Linked DNA regions of Homo sapiens: region 2 is linked to region 1. Evidence: chromatin loops called from intact Hi-C (ENCODE). Cell type or tissue: gastrocnemius medialis. All regions are shown on one strand.

Region 1 (8,000 bases):
ATCTGTTGTATGTTTTTTGATTTGAAGTTACTGTGCAGCTTGCAAATACTATCTTATAACCCACGATTTTAAGCGGATAACAACACTGCTTGTTTAAACAAACAAGCAAAGAGAATAATAAAGACCAATAGTCTACTCCTTAATTTCATCTGCCAACTTTTAAACTTTTTGTTGTTTCTGTTTATATCTCATTTTACCGTCTATGTCTTGAAAGCTTGTTGTAGTTATTTTTTTATTGGTTCATCTTTTTAGTATTTCTACTTAAGATTGGAGTAGTTAAGTCTACACTTACAGTGTTATAATATTCTGTGTTTTTCTGTGGCGTTACTATAATATTACCAGTAAGTTTTGTACCTTCAGATGATTTCTTCTTGCTCATTACTGTTCTTTTCTTTCTGATTGAAGTACTGTCTTTAGCATTTCTTGTAGTACAGGTCTAATGTTAATGAAATCCCTCAGCTTTTGTTTGTCTGGAAAAGTATTTCTTTTTCATACTTGAAGGACATTTTTGCCAGATATACTATTCTAGTGTAAGAGTTTTTTTACATAAGCACTTCAAATATGTTATGCCACTCTCTCCTGGCCTGTACAGTTTCCACTGAAAAGTCTGCTGCCAGACTTATTGGCACTTCATTGTATGTTACTTGTTTCTTTTCTCTTGCTGCTTTTTGAATCTTTCCTTTATTTTTGATCTTTGGGAGTTTGATTATTAAATGCCTTGAGATGTTCTTCTTTGGGTTAAATCTGATTGGTGTTATATAATCTTATATTTGGTTATCAATAACTTTCTGTGGGTTTTGGAAGTTCTGTGTTATTCCTTTGGATAAACTTTCTATCCCTATCTCTTTCTCTAGCTCCTTTTTAAGGCCAATAACTCTTAGGTTTGCCCCTTTAAGGCTAATTTCTAGATCTTCTAGGCATACTTTATATTTTTTTATTCTTTTGTTTCCTCTGACTGTATATTTTCAAGTAGCCTGTCTTCAAGCTCACTGATGCTTTCTTCTGTTTTGATTTATTCTGCTGGTGAAAGACTGATGCATTCTTCACCATGTCAATTCCATTTTTCAACTCCAAAATTTCTGCTAGATTCTTTCTAATTATTTCAATTTCTTTGTTAAACTTATCTGACAGAATTCTAAATTCCTTTTCTGTGTTATCTTGAATTTCTTTGCATTCCCCCAAACAGCTATTTTGAATTATCTGTCTGAAAGGTCATATATCTCTGCTTCTCCAGGATTGTTCCCTGTTCCCTTATTTAGTTCATTTGGTGAGGTCATGTTTTCCTGGAAGGTCTTGATGCTTGTGGATGTTCATTGGCGTTTGGGCATTGAAGAGTCAGATATCTATGGTAGTCTCTGCACTCTTTCCAGGCATTTAAAAAGACTTGGGTGTTGAGATCTAAGACATATCTACATTAGGGGGCATCTCAAGCCCAGTAACACTATGGTTCTTCCAGACTCATAGAGGTACTGCCTTGATAATCTTGAATAATATTTGGAATAATTCTCTGGATTACCAGGCAGATTCTTGTTTCTTTCCTTACTTTCTTCCAAGCAAATGGAGTCTGTCTTTCTGTGATGAGCTGTCTGGAGCTGGGGGTGGGGTGACACAAGCACCCCTGTGGCCACCACCACTGGGACTGAGTTGGGACAGACCTGAAGCTGGCACAGCACTGAGTCTCACCCAAGGCCTGTTGTAACCAGTACCTGGCTACTGCCTATGTTCACTCGAGGCCCTAGGGCTCTGCAATCAGCAGGTGGTAAAGCCAGCGAGATTTGTGTCCTTCTCTTCAGGGCAGCAAGTTCCCCTAGACCCTATTCTTTTCCAGAGATGCCATCCATGAACTAGGGACTAGAGTCAAAAATCTTAGTAATCTACCTGGTGCTCTATTCTACCACAGCTGAGCTAGCACACAAGTTATGTGACACAGTTATTTCTACGCTTTCCTCACCTTTCTACAGGCAGAGGAAACTCACCCATGGCCATCACCTCCACAGGCCCAAGGGGAGTGCTGCCGGGCTACCACCGAGGTTCACTAAGGCCCAAGGGCTCTTCAGTCAGCTTATGCTGAAGGCTGCCAGGTCTGGGACTCACTCTTCAGGGAAATGGTCCACCTTCTGGCCCAGGGAAGGCTTAGAAATTCCATCTAAGAGCCAAGGCCTCTAATTAGGGGCCCCAAGAGCCCACTTGTTACTCTACCCCACTGTTGCTGAGCTGGTACCTAAGGTGCAAGATCAAGTCCTCTTTACTTTTCCCTCAGCTTTTTTCAAGCAAAAGGAGTCTCTCACCATAGCCACCATAGCTGGGACTGTGCTGGTTCACATCTAAAGCCAGCATATCTCTGAGTCTTACCCAAGGCCCATGGCAAGTACTGCCTGGGTGCTGCTGCTGATTATTCAGGGCCCAAGGTCTCTTTAATCAGCAGGTGATGATTCCTCCCAGGATAGGTCCTTCCTTTCAAGGCAGTGGATTCCCTTCTGGCCTAAGGTATGTCTAGAAATACTGTCTGGGAACTAGGGCCTGGAATGGGGGCCTAATGACCCTGACTAGTGCCCTATCCTACTGCGGCTGAGTTGGTATCCAAGTTGCAAGACAAATTCCTCTTTACTCTTTCCTCTCCTCTCCTCAAGCAGAAGTAAGGCTTCTCCTTTGCAGCTGAGGGCTGTGCTGCCTGGTGTTTTGGGAGGGGTAGTGCAAGCACTCCTGTAGTTGCCCTGGCTGGTGTCTCAGTAGGTCACATGTCCCTCATGTCCACTGGCTACACGCCCAACTCAGCACTAAGACTTGTGTAGGAGTTGCAGTCCTTATTGCCTAAACTGCCTTTCAAGTTTATTTAGGGCCCCAGAGCATTTTAGGTCATAATGATGAGACTTGCTGGAACTCAAGTTCTGACTGTTGGGATGGGCCATTCCCCTCTGGCTAGGGCTAGTCTCAGTGCTCCCTCAATGGGCAGGCATCATTTGAGTTCAGCCCAGTTTTGCTTTCTGTTGTGACAGGGCAGCTTTGAGTTCAATGCCTCTCACAATCACTGCACTGTCCCTCTCCCAAGTGCACAGATTCTCTCTCTGCACCTACGGCCATCGCCAGAGGATAGGGGTGGGGTGCCATCAGCAATTCAAGACTGTCTTTCTTGCCCTCTTCAGTGCCTCTGTCAGCAATATGAAGTTAAAACCAGGCACTGTGAGTGCTCACCTGATTTTTCATTCTTAGGAAGGTGCTTTATTTTATATTATTTCTTTCATGACTGCCTTGCCTGAAGAAAGATGCTTTTTATGTATAGATAGTTATTAAATTTGGTGTTCCTCTCTGGGGACAATCAGTGGAGCCTTCTATTCACCCATATTGCTCTGCCCTCTCTCTCTGATTTTTTTTTTTGTTTTTTAAAAAATGGGGTTTCACTCTGTTGTCCATGCTAAAGTGCTGTGGCATTATCACAGCTCACTGCAGCTTCAACCTCCGGAGCTCAAGCACACCTCAGCCTCCCAAGTAGCAGGGACCACAGGTTTGCACCACCATGCCTGGCTAGTTTTTTAAATGTTTGACATTTTTTATACAGATGGGGTCTCATGTTGGCCAGGCTGGTCCCAAACTCCTGGGCTAAAGCAATCTTTCCACCTCAGCTTCCCAAAGTGCTGATATTACAGGCATGAGCCAATGCACCTGGCCAGGGTTTTGTAAATATGAGGATCATTTTTTCATTTGGTAAGACTCCCTCTTTCCTCATGGTAGTATTTGCACTTTAAGTATCCCGGAAGAGAAAGTACAAAATGCCAATAACAACATAGATAACTCTTTAAAATAAACATATTTTAATCACACAACATAAATCTACATACATTTGAAATATGTGTGAGATTATTCTTTTTCCCCCCAGAAATGGGGTTTTGCTATGTTGCTCAGGCTGGTCTCAAACTCCTAGCCTCAAGCAATCCTCCCACCTCAGCTTCCCTAGTAGCTGGGATTACAGGCATGCCCCACTATACCTGGCAGATTATTCTTTATTCCAGGTAGAAACCAAGTTTAGACAAACCTTGGTATGAAATTTCTGCCATTTCTGTGGATATATCTAAACTTCTTTTATTATTTATTTGTTTATTTATTTATTTATTTATTCATTTTTTGAGAGAGAGTCTAGCTCTGTTGCCCAGGCTAGAATGCAGTGGCATGATCTTGGGTCACTGCAACCTCCACTTCCTGGGTTCAAGCGATTCTCCTGCCTTAGCCTCCAAAATAGCTGGGATTACAGACATGCACCACCACACCTAGCTAATTTTTATATTTTTAGTCGAGACGGGGTTTCACCATGTTTACCAGGCTAGTCTCGAATTCCTGACCTCAGGTGATCCACCTGCCTTGGTCTCCCAAAGTGCTGGGATTACAGGCGTGAGCCACTGCACCCGGCCTAGTGATACACTTAAAAGAAGTTCTGATACAGCTATAGAGGTGGTAAGACTTTTATTCTAAGATTTTTTCTAAACAAAATAAAGCTAACCTGCAAATACAGTTTTAAAGATAATTAACACATATTGAAAGTAAATAACTATGTTTCTAAGGATCAGCTAGGCACTGTTCAGGAGAAAAAGGGGTGATTTCTGCCCTCCAGGGTTGGTGTCAAGGTTGAGTTGACAAGACTAACACACATGACCTGAAAAGTGTTGGCTGAATGCCATATTGGTTCAGGCTGTAGGTAATTGGAGAAGGGAGCGCAGTGTGGGATGAGGCAAGTTGTGATATTAGATCCTCACTTTCTACTGATGTAGACTTCATGCCAACTTGGCCAAGATGACCAAGTGAACTCAGCAAAGCTGAGAGAAACTGGGCTCCAGCTCTCATGATTTCCATCTATTCCAGAATAATAAATGTTAGATAAATCCTTCGTTAAGAAGTAACCAAAGACTTTTTTTCCTTTGGGGCAAATCTAAATGATTCCAATTTAGAAAACACATACTTTTTTTTCTGACAGAAGATAACACAAGCTTTAATTTTCAAATTTCCTCCCATGTTTCATGTGAAGGAGTTAAGGTCATGCTGCCCCAAAATATGCTGCTTTGGCATGTTAACTATTTTGAGCTGAAGGCACTTGAGAAAGAGCTGACGCAGGAAGGGCTCTCTGACCTCCCCTTTTCTATTTAAGAATAGGCCATAAAACTTCCCATGAGGAAGGTGCCCTCCTTATACCAGAAAGACAAGAAATCCTTATCACCAGAGACTGGGAATCGACATTGAAATGGATCTGCATAAACAAACTTAATAAATAATCCTTATATCTTACTAGTTTTACCCCCATTCATATATCTCCCAGTCATTTCCCCACAATTTATTACCTCCAGTCCAAACCCCTTTATCTTGTTATTTCTTCATAAATGTATAATTTCTTTGTCAAAAATGTTTAGAAAGATTTCTGCTCTAGTCACTTCTTTAGAGCGTCATGTGAAAGCCCATGTACATGTAAAAATTTAATAAAGCTTGTCTACTTTTCTCCTGTTTATCCATCTTATGTCTGTTTAATTCTTAGTCCCAACCAGAGAATCTGAGAAGGTAGAGGATAATGTGTTTCCTCCTCAACAGATGTAACACGTTATTTTATGTTATTAAATATACTATTAAGACCATTGTAATTCAATATAGAAAGGTAGAAAAGAAAGGAAAGAAGGAAAAACTAGAACCTAAATGCTTATCTCCAAGGGTACGAGTAAATAAAATGCAGCAAATGCATACAATAGAATGTTATGCAACAGTTTGAGATAGAAATACATGTGCTATATTGACAAAGACCTCCAATACATATTAATTGAAAACAGCAAGCTGCTAATTAACACAGGGCATATAAATTCATTGATATTAAAAGACACACACAGACAGACACACATACACACACCTCACAGAACAAAAATATATATTTCTGTATGTATCTAGTATTCATTTATTTACAAAATCACCTAGAAGAAACTCTGAAAGACATGCCCCCAAATGGCAACAATCTCTGGGAAGTATGGCATTGGGAGGCAGGATGCAAATATACATCTCTATTATTTAAAGACTTCCCATCCTTTGAGCTGGAGCTGCAAGGTAAAAATAATAACAAATAAATAACAAAAAAGATTTCCCAATAGATATTCATGTATTTCCCTGTCTTTCTTAGGGTCAAAATCAAAGAGGGCTGGGTACAGTGGCTCATGCCACTAATCCCAGCACTTTGGGAGGCCAAGGTGGGCAGATCACTTGAGCTCAGGAGTTCAAGACCAGCCTGGGCAACACTGATGGTGGCGGTGGCCTGCCTGGAGTAGCCACTGTGAGGATACCAGCTGCAGGGAGGGAGGCATAGCCAGGGCTGCATGCACCACGGAACCGGCGGGGCCGGGAACAGCTGATCCCAGCAAAAGCCCCATGCCCTACGGAGTTGGTTGGGTGGTTGGGTGGGAGCCCATGCTCCCGGGTGCAGCTGCAGCCGCCCAGCCATGGCTCTGGACCCAGGCATGCCTGTACTCTCAGGGCCCTGGGAAGCCCTGCAGGCTCTCACTCCCTGTCCTCTTCCCGCTCTCAGCACCCGCCCCCATGGCAGAGCAAAGCTGCGGACGTATCCTGTTAACTGAGCCCAGGTGCTGTTGTGACCCGGCCAGGTGTGCACACACTTGGGGCAGCACTGACACACCACCGCCCTGCCACCGCCACCTCAGCCCCCTCCAGAAACTGGTTCTGAGGCTGAAACTTTGGGTGCCAACGAGTACGGGAGGGAGGCCTGGGGGGCTGAGGGTGGCTTGGGGCGGGCCTAAGGATGCCCCTTGCGCAGACAGCCTGGGTGCCATGGATAGCATGTTGTTGGTGGTGGGCGACAGGCAGGTTCCTTCCGTGGGAAGGGGCGGGTCCCCTGGAGCCTGGGGGCTGGGCTATCAGTTCTGGACAAAGTCTCCCACCCACAGTGAGAACTTCCTTGATACCTTTTGGCAAATCAAGTGGTGCTTTTTCCAGGCATGCCCATGGACCAATCAGCACACACTTCCTCCATTTTGAGCATTTCCTCCATTCTGAGCCTGTAAAATCCCTGGAGTCAGCCAGACTCAAGACACTCAGGACGACCTGCCTCTGAATAGGAGCTACCCACTTCTGGTCTCCTCTCTCCTGAGAGCTGTACCGCTGCTCAATAAAGCTCCTCTGCCTTGCTCACCCTCTAGCTGTCTGCATAACTCCATTTTTCCTGGAAGCAGGACAAGAACCCAGGACCCGCTGAATGGCAGGAGCAAAAGGAGCTGTAACACTTTCCTAGCTGGCTCCCGAGCTGTGGCAGGAGCTAAAGGGGCTGTAACACTATAGCCCTTCTGCCCTCCATGGGCACCAGGCAGCTGTCCCATGTGACAGGAAGCAGTGGTGGGGTGGGGCCAGCCCAGGAGCCCCGAGCTGAAGCAGGGCAGTGGGACTGAAAGAGCCGCAACACAAACGGGCTGAAACACCCTCCCCACCTTCCCCCGCCCCCAACCCCCGTCACCCCACCTCACCTTACTGGGACGAGGAGGAAAGAAGAGAGGGCTCTCCTTCTGGGAGCCCAGACCTCAGGGCTCCCTGAGTCAGAGCTCGACATGCTGTAATACTCTTTTTGGGACTCTGCGGTTCCTGGCATCTCTGAGCTTTTGGGCGCCACCTGTTCCCCTCGTCCAGACACTGGTGCCTGCAGTGGAAGCCCATTGCAATACATCTGGTCTAGCCGCATCCTCGCACAGAGCCAGTGCTTGTGTTGATGCCTGGAGCTTCCTGCCCTGCCACAGCAGCCAGCCTGCCTGGCTATGCACAGTGGCCAGACTCCACGCTCGCTCGCTGACACAACCCACACCCCTGCCACTTCATGCCTGGCTTGCTCTTGGCATGCATGGGATCCAGGCTGGTAGCACCAGCCAAGATCAGCCTGCCAGGCCAAGTGGGCGATCCCAGTGAGCATAAGCAAAACTCAAGCATAAGTGCCACCAGCCACAGACGCTTCTGGCTGGTGAAGCCACACCCTAAGGATC
Region 2 (8,000 bases), 99 kb after region 1:
TCTACAAAAAATAAAACAAACAAAAAAATTAGCCAGGTGTGGCACTGCACATCTGTGGTCCTAGGTCTGTGGGAGGTTGAGATGGGAGGATTGTTTGAGCCTGGGAGGCAGAGGTTGCAGTGAGCTGTGATTGCACCACTGTACTCAAACCTGAGTGACAGAGTGAGACTGTGTCTCAAAGAAAAAAAAGGAGAAAGAAAGAAAGAGAGAGAAAAAGAAGGAAGGAAGGAAGGAAGGTAGGAAGGAAGGGAGTTTCTCAAAGAAGCTCTGCCTCACAATGACCCCCCTATTAAGTTCTCCTGATGTTGATGGTTATCCCTTTTCTAAGTGTGGGTCACCCCTAAGAAGACCACTTGCTAGTAGTCATGTGGTTCCAAAATCATGCCCCTTGATAAGGCCAAATCTATGCATACAAAACTGTAATACCCTCTTTGAAGAATCTTCTGTGAAAGTTTAGTCATTGAAGTTCTGTCTTGAGCAGGAGATGTCAACAAGCTGTAATCTTGGTACTTTGATTGTCTTCTCAGGCCCAGTTCCAGTTTGCTCCTTTCTTTCTTTCTTTTTTTTTTTTTTTTTGAGATGGGTTCTTGCTCTACCACCCAAGCTGGAGTGTGGTAGCACAATCATAGTTCATTGCAACCTTGAACTCCTGGGCTCAAAGGATCCTCCTGCCTCAGCCTCCCAAGTAGTTGGGCCCACAGCTGTTCACCATCACGTCCTAGTTTGCTCCATTTCAATTGTCTCCTTCTTTATGGTGCTACACAAGGGTAAAATAATAACAATAGCTGACATTTATTAGTCATTGGTGCTTGCTATTGTTAGGCACCATGCAAGGCATTCTTTGTATAATATTCTTACTTAGAAAAAAGAATCCTCTTAAGTCAATGCTACTATTATCCCTGTTTTACAGTTAAAACATGGACATTTAAAGAGATGAAGAAACTGCTTAATATTACATGGCCGGTGAGTGGTAGAAACAGATTTTGATACTCAGGTAGTCTGATGTCACAGCTCACACTTGGGTATATACTACATCACACTGCCTAGGTACAGTTAGTGATATTTTACTGATCCTAACTCAACTTCTCATCCAGTGAGATAAGTTCCAAAGACCATTTAAATTGTCTTCTTAAACTGCTAACCACATAGCGAACACAAATATCATACAACTGGGATTAGAGGGCAAAGTTATCCAAATTAAAAACAAGACTTATCTTGATTTGTGATTGGGCATATCATGAGTGCAGGCACAATGTAGATGCTCAATAAAACTTATTTATTGAATGAATAAATGGATCACACCAGTCACATCCTTATAAACCCTTTAATCAGATTATGAATATTTTTCCATACAATTTCTCCACAATTCAAGTTCCTCTTCAAAAATATAGAATAAGGAATTTTCTTCTTAATTCACACTCTATGGTCCAAACAATCAGATTATAAATGAACAATCTTGATATTCATTCATTCATTCCATAACTATTTCTTGACCAAGCTACAGTGTGTCTTGCTTTTTCCCTACTAGAGAATAGAACTCATTTTTTTCTCTAGTGACTATTCCATCTGGCCTCTCTTCTGTCTTTTCTCATAGAGAAGGCCTGTCATAGGTAGGCCTGTCCAGTACTTCTCCCTGGGATGCACCAGAGAGACATATGGACTTCACCTGTCATTGGTATCCGCAGCAAGCCTTTCTCTCCCAAGCCTAACCTACATTGTACTGCTACAGGTACTTTGCTGTAGATGCCATAGTGACTGTAATTTTTAGAAATGATTTCTCTCTACAGAGGGAAATTCTTTCATTATAATAAAAAAGTCATTTTCTATTATTATGAAAAAATACATATTCATTGCATAAAAAATTTTAAATCCCATGTAATCCCCCCAAATAACAATTGTGATAGATAATATTAAAAGAGTCTTACTGTATGTTAAGCATGACACGATAACAAAGTTACATTACCTTTTCAATTTTACTTATGAGAAAAATCCAGGAAATTGAAGGGGGCTGCTTTAGATCCTCAGCTGGTAAATGAGAGTCTGAATGTATACTCAGGTCTATCCACTTCAAAAACCAGCATTCTCTACCACTGACGACATCATCTTAAAGGCCAATTAGTATTCTGATGTACAGAGGCACTTAGTGCCTTCTCTCTTATTGGATATTTAGGTTGTTTTTAATTTTTTAATATTAGAATTAGCACTTCAATGAACATTAAAGTTAAACATTTTCTTTGAAGGAAAAATAGTGTTATTGTTCCTTTCAGAATGCATAAATAATATATGCTTACTCTCTTAGTCCATTCAGGCTGCTAAAACAAAATACCTTACACTGGGCAATTTACAAATGACAGAAATGTATTGCTCACAATTCTGGAGGCTGGGAAGTCCAAGATCAAGGCACCAGCAGATTTGGTGTCTGGTGAGGGCCCATTCTTCGTAGATGGTGCCTTCTGTGTGTCCCCACATGGCAGCAGGGGCAAACAAACTCTCCTTGGTCTCTTTTATAAGAGCATTAATTCCCTTCATGAAGGTGAACGCCTCATGATTTAATCACTTCCCAAAGGCCCCACCTCTTAATACCATCACATTGGATATTAGGTTCTAATAACTGTAACCTCAAGTTTACAGTTTGCCAACCTAGGCCAAAGGTAGGGAAAGTATGGCCCATGAGCCAGATCAGGCCTGCTTTCCTCCCCTCTTATTTTTGTATAGCCTCTGAGCTAAGAATAGATTTTTATATTTTTCACTGATTATAAACAGTCAATGAAAAAAATACTTTGTAACACATGAAAATTATATGAAATTCAAATTTGAAAGCACAAACTGTTTTTCACCGTTGCACACTTCTGTGACCAGATGTGTAAAGGTTTTTCTCCACATACTAAGCAAATCTCCAGTGGACGCCAACTGAGTGTCTTATAATTCAATTTAATTCTGATACTATCCACCTGAAGATAGCATCAGACCCTACAGGTTAAGGGCCCAGTCCCACAAGACTGCCCGCACTCCAGATACCAATTAAAAGCCCCAGGTTGTAGGGCCAGGTGTGATGACGTACGCCTGTAATCCCAGCACTTTGGGAGGCCAAGGCAGGTGGATCACTTGATGTCAGGAATTCGAGACCAGCCTGGCTAACATGGTGAAATCCCGTCTCTACTAAAAATACAAAAAATTAGCTGGGCGTGGTGGCAAGCACCTGTCATCCCAGCTACTCAGGAGGCTGAGGCAGGAGAACTGCTTGAACCCGGGAGGTGGAGGTTGCGGTGAGCCAACATCACGCCATTGCACTCCAGCCTGGGGGACAAGAGTGAAACGCTGTCTCAAAACAAACAAACAAAAAAAAAAAACAAAGAAAGCCCCAGGTTGTTATTTGTGCTTCTGACTGGCTATAAATCAAGGTTCCCTCAACCACCTCTTCAGGTTTGATTAATTTGCTAGTGGCTCACAGAATCCAGGGAAACACTTTAGTTACATTTAATGGTTTATTATAAAGAATAGTACAGGCCAGGCATGGTGGCTCTTGCCGGTAATCCCAGTACTTTTGAGGTTGAGGTGGGCAGATCACTTGAGGTCAGGAGTTCAAGACCAGCCTGGACAACATAGTGAAAGCCTGTCTCTACGAAAAATACAAAAACTAGCTGGGTGTGGTGGCGCGTGCCTGTAATCCCAGCTACTCTGGAGGCTGAGGCAGAAGAATCGCTTGAACCTGGGAGGCAGAGGTTGCAGTGAGCCGAGATTGCACCACTGCACTCATGGTGCAGTGACAAAGTTAGAATCCATCTCAAAAATAAATAAATAAATAGTATAAAGGATGCAGATGAATAGCCAGATGGAAATGATGAATAGGGCAAGGTATGTGAAAAAGGGCACAGAGCTTCTATGCCCTCTTCGGATATACCACCTCCAGGCACCTCCATGAGTTCAGCTATCTAGAAGCTTTTCCAACTCAGTCCTTTTGGGTAATTATGGTCATTATGTAGACATGACTGATTATGGTTATAGTAATCGAAGGGGATTATTTCCAAGACTCCCACAGATACTAAAATCTAGGTCCTACAGTTGACCATTGGTGATCAGCTCAACCTTCAGCTTGTCTCCCCTCCCTAGAGATTAAGAAATGTGGCTAAAAGTTCCAACTCTCTAATCATGCCCTAGTTTTTCTGACCAATCCCCATCCTGAAGCTATTTAGGGGCCACCAGTCATCTCATTAGTGTACAAAAGATACTCTTACCACTCTAGAAATGCCTCATATTTTAGGAGCTGTATGATGGGAACCAGGGCAGAAATTAAATATAGATTTTTAAAAATTATACCACAGTATAAATAGTTTTATTGGAACACAGCTATGCTCATTCATTTACGTATTATGTGGATATTTTCATGCTACCATAGCAGAGCTGAATAATTGTATTGGAGAATGTGTGGCCCACAAAGCTTGACTATCTGGCCCTATACAGAAGAAGTTTGCTGATCTCTGACTTAGGTAACTGATGTACTTCTCTTATTGCTATTAAATGGGCAGGGTAAATATTAAAAATACCTATATTTTAGGGTGGGAGAAAAAAATTAACAGCTAAGGAATTTGGGGGCGTATTTAAGGCCATATTGGAAAGGTACATATGTTAATTATTCCCTCCATACAAAAATGACTTTGATATTCAGATTTTAATAATTATCAGATAGCTATAATATGTGGAGTGATGGGAAGTAACATTTTGGACAGATTGCAGTTAGGAAACAGACCCTGGTCAGAAGGTCTTAGACAAAAATCTTAGCATCAAGCTCAGATTATTCCTTCCTGCTTCATTTGTGTTCTCCTCACAATGCTTTCAGCTGCCTAGGAATAGCCAGGCAACCAGCTGCTACTTTGAGCACCCGGCTAAAATAAGCAGAGACAACTGGAAGGCTTGATGTGAAAAAGAGCTGTTGAAGTGTACACAAGCAAGCTGACTGCCTTATGACTAATACTTGACAGAACCCAGCAAGAGGATATGAGATTGCAGATGGATGACCTCAATCCTGAACAGAAAGGCGTGCATGATAATGGAGAGAAAAAAGCCAATGGGGAAAAAAAACCCACCACTATTTTTTTAATAGCCTAACACACACACAAAAAACTGGTTTTCCTTTTTCTGTAATGTGTCTGTAGAGCTGGCTATTCTGATTAAAGTTGCCCTTGAAAAAGCAATTAACTTAAGAGTCTTACTGGAAGTTAAAAATCCCAAGGGGCAGGAAAAATGAGTGTATGGGAAGCCCAGTCAACAGGTCAGAAGGTACAGCTGGGAGGTTTTAGCATTACGTACCGTGTGTTTTTCGTTTAAGGGAGAAGCTTATTTGCTCACTGCTATAGTTTGGATGTTTGTCCCCTTCAAATCTTGTGATGGAATCTGATCCCCAGTGTTGGAAGTGGGGCCTAATGGGAGGTGTTTGGGTCATGGGAGCAGATCCCTCATAAATAGATTAATGCTCTGTCTGGGAGGGTGGGTGCGGGGTACGAGTTCTCACTTTATTAGTTCCTGTGAAAGCTGGTTGTTAAAAAGAACCTAGCACCTCCCCTTTCACTTCAGTGGCAAAGTACACTCCAATACTTTCACCCTGATGAAGTCCTATTCTTTAGTTTTATACTTACTCTTATTCTTGTTCCCGTTCTTATGCCACCCTCTACCTCTCCCCAGCTATCTCTACCACACTATCAATCTCACTCTCTCCTAGCCATTTCTAATCCTTCTTTAACAAACAATTGCTGGCTTTGCATTTCTCTTTCCTCCAAAACTGCCAAGGCCTTGACTTACTGCTGAAAAAGGAGGACTCTGTATATTTTTAAATGAGCAGTGTTGTTTTTACCTAAATAAATCTGGCCTGGTGTATGACAACATAAAAAAACTCAAGGATAGAGCCCAAAAACTCGCCAACCAAGCAAGTAATTACTTGCTTGGGCACTCTCTAATTTGATGTCCTGAGTCCTCCCAATTCTTAGTCCTTTAATACCTATTTTTCTCCTTCTCTTATTCAGACCTTGTGTCTTCCGTTTAGTTTCTAAATTCATACAAAACCATATCCAGGCCATCACCAATCATTCTATATGACAAATGCTCCTCCTAACAACCCCACAATATCACCCCTTACCATAAAATCTTCCTTCAGCTTAATCTCTCCCACTCTAGGTTCCCACGCCAACCCTAATCCCGCTGGAAGCAGCCCTGAGAGACATCGCCCATTATCTCTCCATACCACCCCTAAAAATTTTCGTTGTCTCAACACTTCAGCACTATTTTATGTTATTTTTCTTATTAATATAAGAAGACAGGAATGTCAGGCCTCTGAGTCCAAGCTAAGCCATCATATCCCCTGTGACCTGCACATATACATCCAGATGGCCTGAAGCAAGTGAAACATCACAAAAGAAGTGAAAATGGCTGGTTCATGCCTTAACTGATGACATTGCACCATTGTGATTTGATCCTGCCCCACCTTAACTGATCAATTAACCTTGTGAAATTCCTTCTCCTGGCTCAGAAGCTCCCCCACTGAGCACCTTGTGACCCCCACCCCTGCCCACAAGACAACAACCCCCTTTGACTGTAACTTTCCACTAACCACCCAAATCCTATAAAACTGCCCCACCCCTATCTTCCTTGCTGACTATCTTTCCGGAGTCAGCCCGCCTGCACCCAGGTGATTAAAAAGCTTTATTGCTCAAACAAAGCCTGTTCGGTGGTCTCTTCACACAGATGCGCATGACACTATGGTTTTGCTTTCTGAGGTTTCAGTTACTTGCAGTTGACCATGTTCCAAAAAATATTAAGTAAATTACCCAGAAATAACAATTCATAAGTTTTAAATTGTACTCCATTCTGAGTAGCATGGCGAAATCTTATGCTGTCTGGCTCTGTCCCATTGGGTACATGAATGATTTCTTTGTCCCGTGTATCCACGCTGTTTAAGGTGGTGGTACCTGCCTGTGAGTCACTTGGCAGCCCTGTTATTTAACAGTTGGACAGTCACAGTATCTCAGTGTTTGTGTTAAGGGAACCCTTCTTTTACTTAAGAATGGCCCCAAAGTGCAAGAGTAGTGATGCTTGCAATTCAGAGATGCCAAAGAGCAGCTGGAAAGTGTTTCCTTTAATTGAAAAGGTAAGTTTTTTACTTAATAAGAAAAAAAATTATGTGCTGATGTTACCATGATCTATAGTAAAAATGAATCTTGTAGCTGTGAAATTGTGAAAAAGGAAGAAGAAATTTATGCCAGTTTTGCTGTCACACCTCATCCCGCAAGGGGTGCAATGCATTATGGCTGCCATGTGTGATATTACGAGATAAAAAATAGTTCATGGGTGTCAACCTTCCACCCTGCGCTCAGCTCTGCTAGGTATTCTAAGGATTTACAGAGGCTAAGAAATCTCATACAGAACATAATATGTACACATAGAAAGCACAGAGAAACAATGACACACTAGCATTGAGAACTCAGTGGAATGTTACTGACAAGTGCAGTAGGAGTTCAGCAAAGAAGAGGAGGCCACTATAGGCAGGTGGAGTCAGAAAAGGGGAATGACCTTGTGGGGTCACTGGAATTTGGATCTGTGGAGAGAAGGGGAGGAGAGTTTCTAAAGAGAAGAGTGACAAGACCAGAAGCAGGTACAAAACCATGAACCTGGTTTGTTTAGAGGACAGTGAGGAGATCTTTCTGGTTGACTGTTTAGAGGTGGGAAGGCCAAACCGAGGAATTATGTCTGACAGAAGGGAAGAAATGACCATGGTGGCCTTCTCAGACTCTGTGGGAAAGGCCTCTACCTATCCAGTGAAAGTGTCTACCCAGACCAAGAGGTATTTTAGTTTCCTGACTCGGGGCATGTGAGTAAAATCAATTTGCCAGTCCTGGGCAGGGGCAAATTCTTGAGCTTGATGTGTAGGGAAGAGAGGGGGCCTGAGAAATTCCTGAGGAGTAGTAGAATAGTAGATGGAACATTGAGAAGTGATTTTTTGAGGATGGATT

The links. A loop is a pair of places that touch in the nucleus more often than their neighbours do. Peaks named below come from ENCODE experiments on the same cell type or tissue, not always from the same donor. Only the 100,000 strongest peaks of a DNase experiment are listed, where the experiment ranks them.
Region 2: a loop joins it to region 1, with 5 times the contacts of the local background. A loop is called at or near these places in 3 of 110 quality-filtered maps.

Annotation. Positions count from the first base shown.
Region 1 is chr4:88,237,676-88,245,675 of GRCh38, forward strand. No RefSeq gene overlaps it. Among named protein-coding and RNA genes, the nearest start is that of PPM1K, 43 kb to the right of the region's middle. RefSeq lists an enhancer at 6,456-6,988. In gastrocnemius medialis, no CTCF peak of the experiment used is centred here; DNase peaks (open chromatin) are centred at 2,716, 4,696, 7,336, 7,646 and 1 weaker place; H3K4me3 peaks cover 1,062 bases; H3K27ac peaks cover 2,951 bases.
Region 2 is chr4:88,336,466-88,344,465 of GRCh38, forward strand. It overlaps PPM1K-DT (PPM1K divergent transcript), which reads left to right. Exons shown (of 5, transcript NR_134238.1): 4 at 4,397-4,487; 5 at 4,838-5,192. Among named protein-coding and RNA genes, the nearest start is that of HERC6, 38 kb to the right of the region's middle. In gastrocnemius medialis, no CTCF peak of the experiment used is centred here; DNase peaks (open chromatin) are centred at 4,886 and 5,436; H3K27ac peaks cover 3,031 bases.